2 separate regions of the Homo sapiens genome follow, and region 1 is linked to region 2. Evidence: read pairs that join two places in POLR2A ChIA-PET (ENCODE). Cell type or tissue: PC-3. All regions are shown on one strand. Each heading gives the region's core, and the rest is flanking DNA. Links, peaks and the distances in the headings are about the cores only.

What was found. ChIA-PET counts read pairs that join two places held together with the same protein. Peaks named below come from ENCODE experiments on the same cell type or tissue, not always from the same donor. Only the 100,000 strongest peaks of a DNase experiment are listed, where the experiment ranks them.
Region 1: POLR2A ChIA-PET joins it to region 2 with 8 read pairs; 6 of 35 experiments call an interaction of 5 or more read pairs at or near these places.

Annotation. Positions count from the first base shown.
Region 1 is chr12:53,559,656-53,565,031 of GRCh38, reverse strand. All of the region lies in intron 2 of ATF7-NPFF (ATF7-NPFF readthrough), which reads left to right. All of the region lies in intron 2 of ATF7 (activating transcription factor 7), which reads left to right. All of the region lies in intron 2 of LOC124902937 (a long non-coding RNA gene), which reads right to left. Among named protein-coding and RNA genes, the nearest start is that of ATF7-AS1, 48 kb to the right of the region's middle. In PC-3, for the core only: no CTCF peak of the experiment used is centred there; a DNase peak (open chromatin) is centred at 3,251; H3K4me3 peaks cover 708 bases; H3K27ac peaks cover 2,740 bases.
Region 2 is chr12:53,657,057-53,662,432 of GRCh38, reverse strand. No RefSeq gene overlaps it. Among named protein-coding and RNA genes, the nearest start is that of ATP5MC2, 16 kb to the left of the region's middle. In PC-3, for the core only: no CTCF peak of the experiment used is centred there; a DNase peak (open chromatin) is centred at 3,312; H3K4me3 peaks cover 500 bases; H3K27ac peaks cover 2,322 bases.

The DNA.
Region 1 (5,376 bases), core at 265-5,264, 97 kb after region 2:
TAGTTATACCATTGGTCTGTATAATGTAAAACAGAGGTGTACAATCTTTTGGCTTCCCTGGGCCACATTGGAAGAAGAATTGTCTTGGGCCACACATAAAAATATACTAACGCCAACAATAGCTGATGAACTAAACAAAAAAAAAATCGCCAAAAAATCTGATAATGTTTTAAGAAAGCTTACGAATTTATGTTGGGCCATGTTGAAAGCCATTCCGGGCTGCATGTGGTCTGCAGGCCAAAGGTTGGACAAGTTTGATGTAGAATAATAATGCATTGCTATTAAACCCAGATCATAACGATGAAGACCCAACAACTCAGTGTTGACTATGGGTTTAAAATTCTTTTTCTGTTCCCCTCTAACTAGCTTGTTGATTTAATTGTAACATACTTTTCCTTTTGTCAGATACTGGAGTGTACGATTTTTTAAAGGAGGAATCCAGTTCTTGACACTGTTTGACACCTATGAGATGCTCATATGCTCATATTCTGCCTGTAAAATTCAAATAATTGAGATCTTAAAAGAAAATGCTCAAAAGGATGTGGTTAAAATTACCACTAGTGGTTTGGGGATTGAAGAAGGAACTTAAAAGGGAATGGCTTGTAAATTCACATTTTTTTGCACAAGGTATTTTAGTTGAGTTTAGTTTATATTTTGAAACAGAGTCTTGCTCTGTCGCCCAGGCTGGAATGCAGTTGTGTGATCTCAGCTCACTGCACCCTCCACTTCCTGGGTTCAGGTGATTCTTGTGCCTCAGCCACCCAAGTAACTGGGATTATCAGGCATGCACCACCATGTCCAGCTAATTTTTATATTTTTAGTAGAGACAGGGTTTTGCCATGTTGGCCAGGCTGGTCTCAAACGCCTAGCCTCAAGTGATCTGCCCACCTCAGCCTCCCAAAGTGCTGGATTACAGGCATAAGCCACTGTATCTGGCCTCACAGGACATTTTAATTGGTAATAAAATTCAGTGCTGGAATCAGATACCCTAAGAAAGTGAATTGACCCACAAAGACCATGGCACCAGTGTCCTTTCATACAACAGCAGTATAACTCTAGCATACTGTAATTGTCTTAGGTGCCTTTCTGTAATAAAGGGAATCTGGTATCAAAAAAAGTAGGCAAGAGGATACACTAATTCTCACTGATTTGAACAGTGAAATTTACTTTGCAAATGGAGTTGGAAAGCCATCAGATCTTTCTGAAAGTGTGCCATGTTAAGGTCTGAGAATCCAAGAGTGATAAAGCTTTTCAACAGTTACTCTTATGTCACTATATAAAACTTTACCCAATCACTGAAGCAATAATTTATTGAGTGCCAAACTGGGCAAGCCCAGAGGTGGGGCAGGTGAAAAGGATAAAAAATAAGTGTGAGACATGTTTTTAACCCTCTAGTAGTTTACAGTCTACTTTGTTTGAGACATCCTTGTTCTGTTGCCCAGGCTGGAGTGCGATGGCACAATCTTGGCTCACTGCAACCTCTGCCTCCAGTTCAAGTGATCCCTCCCACCTCAGCCTTCCTAGTTGGGACTACAGGCACACACCACCACACCTGGCTAATTTTTTTTTTTTCTTTTCGGTAGAGGTGGGGTTTCACCTTGTTGCCCAGACTGGTCTCAAACTCTTGGGGTCAAGCAATTCTCCCGCCTCAGCCTCCCAGAGTGCTGGGATTACAGGTGTGAGCCACTGCGCCTGCCCATACAGTCTACTTTAAAAAGATAAAAATTGTGAGACCATATAGACTAAAATTCTATATGTATAATTATATAAATAAATTTCCATTTGAATACTATACAAGTTCAAGAAAGATAGATCACTGAAGATTGGAGTCATTAGAGAAGCTTTCAAAAAGCTATTGGATTTCAGCTGGGCCTAGAAAAATGGTAGTATTCCAGTAAACAATGGAGAGAGGAACACATTTCAAGGAATATGGGAATGTGTGTGGAGGCACAAAATTGAAAATAAATAGACTTCGCAGATCAGTAAGAGACTGACCTGGGTAGAAAGTGTTAGTAGAAGAATAGCAGAAAATAAAATCATAAACAAGGACAAGAGGACAGAAAGGTAATGTATTTTACATTCCTTTAAAATCTCCTTTGGGAATGATTTCAAACCCACCCCACCCCCAAGAGTCAAATCCTTCCTAATGATTTAAATCCCCATTGCTGCCATTTTGTCTTTTTCCTGTGGTTACAATTTTTGAAATTCTATTTGTTTCTTACTCTGATCTTCTTGCATCCTTGCATTAGGGTATTCTTGGTCCTGACTGGGCCCAGCCTCTGGTTCCGTAGGAAAAAGCTGGTGTTTAAGATAGATACCAACTCTCCTTTTGGATATGGATGATGAAAATTGTCCCACCATTGCACACATGGGCAAAAAAAAATTTTTTTTTTTTTGAGATGAAGTTTCGCTCTTGTCCCCCAGGCTGGAGTGCAGTGGCACAATCTCGGCTCACCGGCCTTCTGGGTTCAAGTGATTCTCCTGCCTCAGCCTCCCGAGTAGCTGGGATTACAGGTGCGTACCACCACACCCAGCTAATTTTTTGTATTTTTTAAGTAGAGACGGGGTTTCACCATGTTGGCCAGGCTGGTCTTGAATTCCTGACCTCAGGTGATCTGCCCGCCTCGGCCTCTCAAAGTGCTGGGATTACAGGCGTGAGCCACCGTGCCCGGCCTACATGGGCAAAAGTTTTGTAGGTTGGGGTTGCTTTGTAGCACTTTAGTGAGACGTGCTAGTTGGCATTTATTCAACAAATATTAAGCACCTACTGTGTACAGATACCGTTCTAGGTGCTTGGGATTTGTCCATGAACAAGCAAATGGAGAGATCCTTGTTCTTGAGGAGCTTACATTGTAGCAGCAGCATGGCAGCTAGACCAACTATCAAATAATATCTCTGCTTTCAAAATTCCTTTTCTTTATACAGTGGACTTATTTGTTAAGCTGCCAGAATCTTTAAGATATTCCAACAGCCTTCCCAAAACAGAAAATTCCTCAATCCATAGACAAATGAATTTACCTTAGGTACAGTTTGGTGGGTTGTCCCCGCTCCTCTGTTTAGTTTGTCCTCCTTCATTCCCCTGACAACATTTTATCTTTGAGTATTTTGGGGGAAAGTTTTCTGTTCTTGTTTTTCCTCTATAAATTATGTCGCTCACACATGCAGCATATGAGCTACTGTTGCTGTGGTTGTATTTTATTTGTTGAACAATCCTGTACTTTGAAATGATTCATTTAAGAGCCATGAAACATTCAAAGCAGGATGTGTGACTCACATAGCAAACAGTAGCATCTTTTTTTTCCTTTTATTTATTTATTTCCCATCATTGGCTAAACATCTTGAAGTAGAGAGCAGGAGCCTAGGATTGACCAAGGTAGAAATGAAAGTTATGTTTGGTTTGAAGTATGTGTGTATTTAATCCCTTCCTTCTTCTCCCTTTCCCTGCTTTCCCAAACTTAAATGATGTCTGACATTGGGAACAGAAGCACTGCAGTGAGGGCAAGAAGCCTTGTCAAGACTTTTACAGATCTTCCAGTTTCTTCTTTCAGAATATGTGATCACTTGAAGTGATTAATTAAATAGTGTTCAAAAAAAAGATCAGTTATTTCTTCCTTCACCTGCTCAGCACCAGCATCACTATTCTAGAACTTACTCCTCATAGTTTTTCTCAAGTTTTCTATGACTTTTTTTTTTTTTTTTTTTAAAGAGACAGTCTTACTCTGTTGACCAGGCTGGAGTGCAGTGGTGCTGTCTTCTGTGACTTTTTCATACTATTTCCTTTCATCAAAATACGCCCCCAAGTATATGGGTGCAGATAAACCCAGCTCTTTGGAAGGCTGAGGTGGGATGATCACTTGAGGCCAAGAGTTTGCAGTCAGCCTGGGCAACATAGCAACACCCCATCTCTAAAGTAAACAAAACAATAGCCCATGGTGGTGCGAACCTGTAGTCCCAGCTACTTGGTAGGCTGAGGTGGGAAGATTGCTTGAGTCTAAGAGTTTGAGGTTACAGTGATCTAAGATCACATCACTGCACTCCAGCCTGAGCTACAGAGTGAGACCCTGTGTAAAAAAAAAAAAAAAAGAAAGAAAAGAAAAAACCAAGCCCAAGTATAGATACTGAATTAAAAGAAAGCAATTCTGTCCATGAAGTACTGCCAAACCCAGAAACTTTGGAGAAAAGGGGTAGTTAGGTTTCAGCATAAATTACTTTTCAGACTATCACAAATGTAAACTCAGTTCCTTGTATTATTTCTTGATAGTTTACACACTCAGGGCTCATTTCCTAATAACTAAAGAGTTCTGATTGTCTTCTTACCCCAGTCTACTCTTCTAAAACAAGGAAAGGGACATGAATTCATCATAGGTCAGGATATTAAGAGCGTTTTTAAATGTGAGGCAAATCCTCATGAAAACGGGTGCTGTGGTGGCCAAAAGCAACATTTCAGGAATGTATCTGGCTAGGAGTTGAGTGCATATTGCAGAGAAATTTCATTGGTCACAATGCTTTACCAAGGAGTTAGCTTGAAACTGTTAGATTCCTAATCCCCGTATGCTTGTGCCTGGCTCAGAGTCAAAAGCCAAAAATTTAGTTTTAGTTTGGCCTTACGTCTCATTTGCTCTGAGCCTTCTTTTCGGGTCTGTTCAGTGCTGCTATTTCAAAATACGTCTAGAGAATAGGTTAAATGAGGTTAGGAAAAGAACTGCAGTATCTCTAGGCATTTACTTGTTTAGAATTATCCTGCAAAAAAAAAAAGTCACTTTTTTACTATAATACCTGTCTCTCTTGAAATTTAAAAAAGTAAAGAGGAGGCCGGGTGCGGTGGCTCATGCCTGTAATCCCAGCACTTTAGGAGGCCAAGGCGGGTGGATCATGAGGTCAGGAGTTCAAGACCAACCTGGCCAACATGGTGAAACCCTGTCTCTACTAAAAACACAAAAAATTAGCCGGGTGTGGTGGCAGGTGCCTGTAATTCCAGCTACTTGGGAGGCTGAGGCAGAAGAATCACTTGAACCCAGGAGGCGGAGGTTGCGGTGAGCCGAGATCACACCATTGCACTCCAGCCTGGGCAACAAGAGCGAAACTCCATCTCAATAAATAAATAAGTAAAATTTTAAAAAAGTAAAGAGGAGGGAACTAGTTGAATATGTGCTGTGTCCAAGGTACTGTACTGTTTTATATAATTATTTCACTTAAAAGCTTAAGAAAACAGGAATATATGGGAGGCTTCAGTGATGTCTGAAATGTTTCATGCCTTGAACTGGGTAGTGATTACACAGGTTTATGCAAATTTAAAAATTAAAAATTCATTGAGATGTACACTAAGGATTTTTGCTTTTTTTTTTTTTTTTTTGAGATGGAGTCTCACTCTGTCAC
Region 2 (5,376 bases), core at 198-5,197:
GTCCTCTTCATCCCAAGTGCTTGGCTTCTCTTATTAGTGTAAATGGTTAGTTAGAGATAATTTATTCCTGCTGCTTCCCCCAACCACCAAAGAGAAATTTTCTCTCATCTTTTGAAGTGCTAAGGTGGGCAGAATTTTTTAAGTGACCCCTTAAGAATGTCCTACCCTGGCCGGACGCAGTGGGTCACGCCTGTAATCCTAGCACTTTGGGAGGCCAAGTTGGGCGGATCACTTGACATCAAGAGTTTGAGAGCAGCCTGGCTAACATGGCAAAACCCTGTCTCTACTAAAAGTACAAAAATGAGCTTGGTGTGGCGGTATGCACCTGTAATCCCAGCTACTTAGGAGGCTGAGGTGGGAGAATCGCTTGAACCCAGGAGGCAGAGGTTGCAGTGAGCCAAGACCATGCCACTGCACTCCAGCCTGGGCGACAGAGCAAAACTCTGTCTCAAAAAAAAAAAAACTTTTTTTTTTAAACGTATGCCATACTCTTAGTATATCTGTTTTGTTTATGTGAAATAGGTGTGTGGTTTTTTGGTTTTTGGTGTTTTGTTTTGTTGGTGTTTTAACAGATGAGAAAACTAAGACTCAGATTCAAGAATCATGATTTGGACCTGACAGGGTGACACATACCTATAATCTCAGCTACTTGGGAGGCTGAGGCGGAAGGTTCTCTCGAGCACAAGATTTCAAGACCAGCCTGGGCAACATCACAAGACCTTGTCTGTTTTTAAAAAAAAAATGAATGAGGCCGGGCGTGGTAGCTCATACCTGTAATCCCAGCACTTTGGGAGGCCAAGGCAGGTGGATCACGAGGTCAGGAGTTCAAGAGCAGCCTGACCAACATGGTGAAACCCCGTCTCTACTAAAAATACAAAAATTAGCTGGGCATGGTGACGCACACCTGTAATCCCAGCTACTCAGGAGGCTGAGGCAGGAGAATCACTTGAACCCAGGAGGCAGAGGTTGCAGTGAGCCAAGATTGCACCACTGCACCCCAGCCTGGGCAACAGAGCAAGACTCTGCTCAGAAAAAAATAAAAGAATGAAAGAAGGCTGGGCGCGGTGTCTCGCGCCTGTAATCCCACCACTTCACGAGGCCGAGTCAGGTGGATCACCTGAGGTCAGGAGTTCAAGACCAGTCTGGCCAACACAGTGACACCCCATCTCTACTAAAAATACAAAAATTAGCTGGGTATAGTGGCATGCACCTGTAATCCCAGCTACTCAGGAGGCTGAGACAGGAGAATCGCTTGAACCTGGGAGGCAGAGGTTGCAGTGAGCCAAGATTGTGCCACTGCACTTCATGCTGGGTAACAGAGTGGGACTCCATCTCAGAAAAAAAAAAAGAATGAAAGAGAAAAGAATCATGACTTAGTTTTCTAGGTTATCTAGGTAGGAAGTGACAGAACAGAATAAGAACCCTTGTCCAAAGCTCCTTCCATTATACTATACTGCTTCCTGGGGTCAGGATACCATTGGAGGAGAGGGAAAGACAAAATCTGGACAATTTCTGAAGTTTCTCAGTGAAGGTGATTGATCTGGTTTTTGTTTTTTGGGGTTTTTGTTGTTGTTGTTGATTTTGAGATGGAGTCTCATTCTGTTACCCAGGCTAGAGTGCAGTGGCGCAAACTCGGCTCACTGCAACCTCCGCCTGCTGGGTTCAAGCGATTCTCCTGTCTCAGCCTCCTGAGTACCTGGGATTATAGACACACGCCACCATGCCCAGCTAATTTTTGTATTTTTAGTAGAGACAGGGTTTCACCATATTGGTCAGGCTGGTCTCGAACTCCTGACCTCAGATGATCCACCTGCCTCGGCCTCCCAAAGAGGTGGGATTACAGGTGTGAGCCACCGCGCCCAGCCTTAATCTGTGTTTCTTATTATTACTATCCCTGCTCTTATCTTACAGATAGGTAGCATTTTGCCTACCACTGGGTTCATTCTACCCCACTGCTTATTTTCTGAGTTTATGGGTAGGCTGTTTGGTTGGCTCGGCTCTGTCCCCAAGATAGATATTTTTAACCATAGTGGATTACAGCCTTCCAGGAACTGTGTGGCTGCTTTTACAGAAATGAACTCTGCATATCTTGCTGGGGGGTGGTTGGGGTGAGCCTGTATGTGTGTGTGTGTGCACGCGCGTGTGTGTCAGGATGGTATCTGAGCCTAAACAGACTTGTAACCCCTCTGTATCCCCATGGCTTTTCCACTCCCATCTCCCAACATCTGGAGTAGGGACTTCAAGTTTCCAAAACATAGCTGCAAAGGGTAACAAACAGCTAGCCCATAGCTCGCTTAGCAACAGGAGAATAGTCAGTAGGGATTTAAGATAGGGAGAAAATGTAGCTCAGGGAAAATGTGTGCAGTACAAAAGACCCATAAATTTTTCAGAAAGCAGCTTGGCCCTGTGAAGTTGACCAGATTGAAAGTCCCAGAATCCTGGGTTCCAGTCACTCATGAATGGCTTTTGGTTAATTCTTCCTGTGCTTCAATTCCTTCTCTTGTGTGAAATGGGTAACACCTTATCTGCCTCCCTGAGATGTCATGGAAATAAGCAAAATTAGGTCTTAAAACTACTTGGAAACCTAAATTGTGAAAATTATCTTTATCTCTGTTGTTTCTTAGTTACCAGTTTACCAGAAGTAACTTAACACTAGGATTCTCTGCCAGTACTAAAATTAGACTCTACCACTCTGGGCTTTCCTTTTCTCCCTCTTGCTTTTGTTTTCGGGGCGTGGAGGAGACATCTGTGCTGCTGGAGTTAATAATAAACTAAAGACTAAAGAATAACTTCTCCCACTAGAAAATACTATTTTCATCCTACCCACCTGATCAGGCTTTAAAAGAAGGAGCCCAAATCTGCCATGGATTTTGATTATTTGATTCACTTTTGGAAATGTGCCTGAGAAAGCCTAGGGAATGAGAGAGTGGAATAAATGGAATTGGAATGTAGAGAAACCAAGCTCCTGATGTTTCCAGCCTCCCTTTCCTGGCCAGATAGGCTTTCTGCCACTAAAATCAAGGTTCTCTGTCACATCACAAAAGGGCCTGAAGTTACTGTTAAGTATGCCCACATCTCTGGAGGTGGGAGGTTTGGGTATTGGACACTTTTCCTGCCCAGGGACATGGGAAAAACGAATAGGCAAGGAGAGAATCAATCTTTTCCAGCTGCAACCTAGAGAGAAAAGGAACAAATTCTTCACCAGGGAAGATTGTGTAAACAGTGCCTTTGGCTGGAGCCATAGGGTTGGGGAAGCAAAGAAAGGGATCTTTGTTCTCTCCTACCCCAGCCAGAGCACAATCGTAGAGCTGGGATTGTTTGCTTTGGCAAAAGACTCCCTGCCTGAAAGAGCTAGGCGTTCCAGAGACTGGTGAGGCCTCTGTTGGTTTTCCCTTACAGAGCTGAAGAGAGGACAACTCTCAGCCTAAATCTTTTACCTAAGGAAGTGAGCTGGGGACTCAGGAGGCCTGAGGCATCTGGGTTATACTTCTCGACCCTCTTTTGCCTCCTTCTCTTCCTACATCCACCTCATTACAGTTGTTAGTTTAATTGGCCTCAGTCCTCCTGCCTTTAAGGGTGCTTTTGGTTCTTGTACCAGTTTTCTATCAAAAAAAAAAAAAAACCATTTTCACAGACAGCAAGACAATGCCAGAGCTCCTGTCTAAGGAACCCAACAGGAAAAGGGGATTCTGAGATCATCTTATCCAGCCTGTGACTTTAGGTGGTATTGCACACGACCCTGACAATTGCAGTCAATCTTTTCAAAAATCTCCAGAGATGTATTTCTTTTCTTGGATAACATTAGTGTCTCACAAATGCAAGATAATATTTATGTAGTGCCGCTTATGCCAGGTGCTTTACAAATGCCATTTTATTTAATCCTCAAAGCCACCCTATGAGGTAGATATAATGACCCCTGCTTTACAGATTAGGACACTAGGGATTAGCAAGATGAAATAATTTGGCCAAGGTCACATAGATGATATACTAGTTTGCAAGGACTGCTATAACAAAATACCACAAACGGAGTGCCTTTGACAATAGAAAGTTGCCAGGCGCAGTTGGTCACCCCTGTAATCCCAGCACTTTGGGTGGCCGAGACAGGCAGATCACCTGAGGTCAGGAGTTTGAGACCAGCCTGACCAACATGGTGAAATCTCGTCTCTACTAAAAATACAAAATTAGTCGGGTGTGGTGGCACATGCCTGTAATCCCAGCTGCTCAGGAGGCTGAAGCAGGAGAATTGCTTGAACCCGGGGGATGGAGGTTGCAGTGAGCCAAGATCGTGCCATTGCACTCCATCCTGGACAAGAAAAGCGAAACTCCGTCTCAAAAAAAAATTTAAAAAAAAATAGAAAGTTACTAAAAGTAGCTGGTATGCTTGTGTGCACCTGTAATCCCAGCTACTCGAGAGACTGAGACAGAAAGATCTCCTGAGCCCAGTAGTTTTATGCTGCAGTAAGCGATGACTGTACCACTATACCCCAGCCTGGGTAGCAGAGTCAGATCTTGCCTCTGTAACTAACTAACTAACTAAATAAATAAATAAAACAATAGAAAGTTACTATCTCACAGTTCTGGAGGCTAGAAGTTCAAGATAAAGGTGTTGGTGGGGTTGGTTTCTTCTGAGGGCTGTGAGGAAAAATATGTTCCACGTTTCTCCCATAGCTTTCTAGTGGTTTGCTAGCAATCTTTAGCATTTTTTGGCTTGTAAGTCTATGCTTTCATCTTCACATGGTATTGTCCCTGTGTGTGTATCTGTGTCCAAGTTTCCACTTTTTTTTTTTTTTTTTTTGAGACAGAGTTTTGCTCTGTCGCCTAGGCTGGAGTGCAGTGGCGTGATCTCGGCTCACTGCAACTTCTGCCTCCTAGGTTCAAGCAATTCTCATGCCTCAGCCTCCCGAGTAGCTGGGACTACAAGCACGCACCACCACCACGCCAAGCTAATTTTTGTAATTTTTAGTAGAGATGAGGTTTCACCATGTTGGCTAGGCTGGTCTCAAACACCTGACCTCAAGTGATCCGCCCCCCTCGGCCTCCCAAAGTGCTAGGATTACAGGCATGAGCCACCGCGCCAGACCTCCATTTTTTTTTTTCTTTCAAACCTCTGCTTTTTATAAAGACACCAGTCATATTGAATTAGGGGCCACCCCTACTGAGTATGACCTCATCTTAACTAATGACATCTGTAATGATCCTATTTCCAAATAAGGTCACATTCCAAAGTACAAGAGGTTAGGACTTCAACATATGTACTTGAGGGGGACACAATTCAACCCCTAACAGGTGGTTGAATCCATCTTGGATCCATCTGACTCCAAAGCCAAAGCCATTTAATGCTCTTTCCACTGCACTGTGCTGCCTCCTAAAAATCAG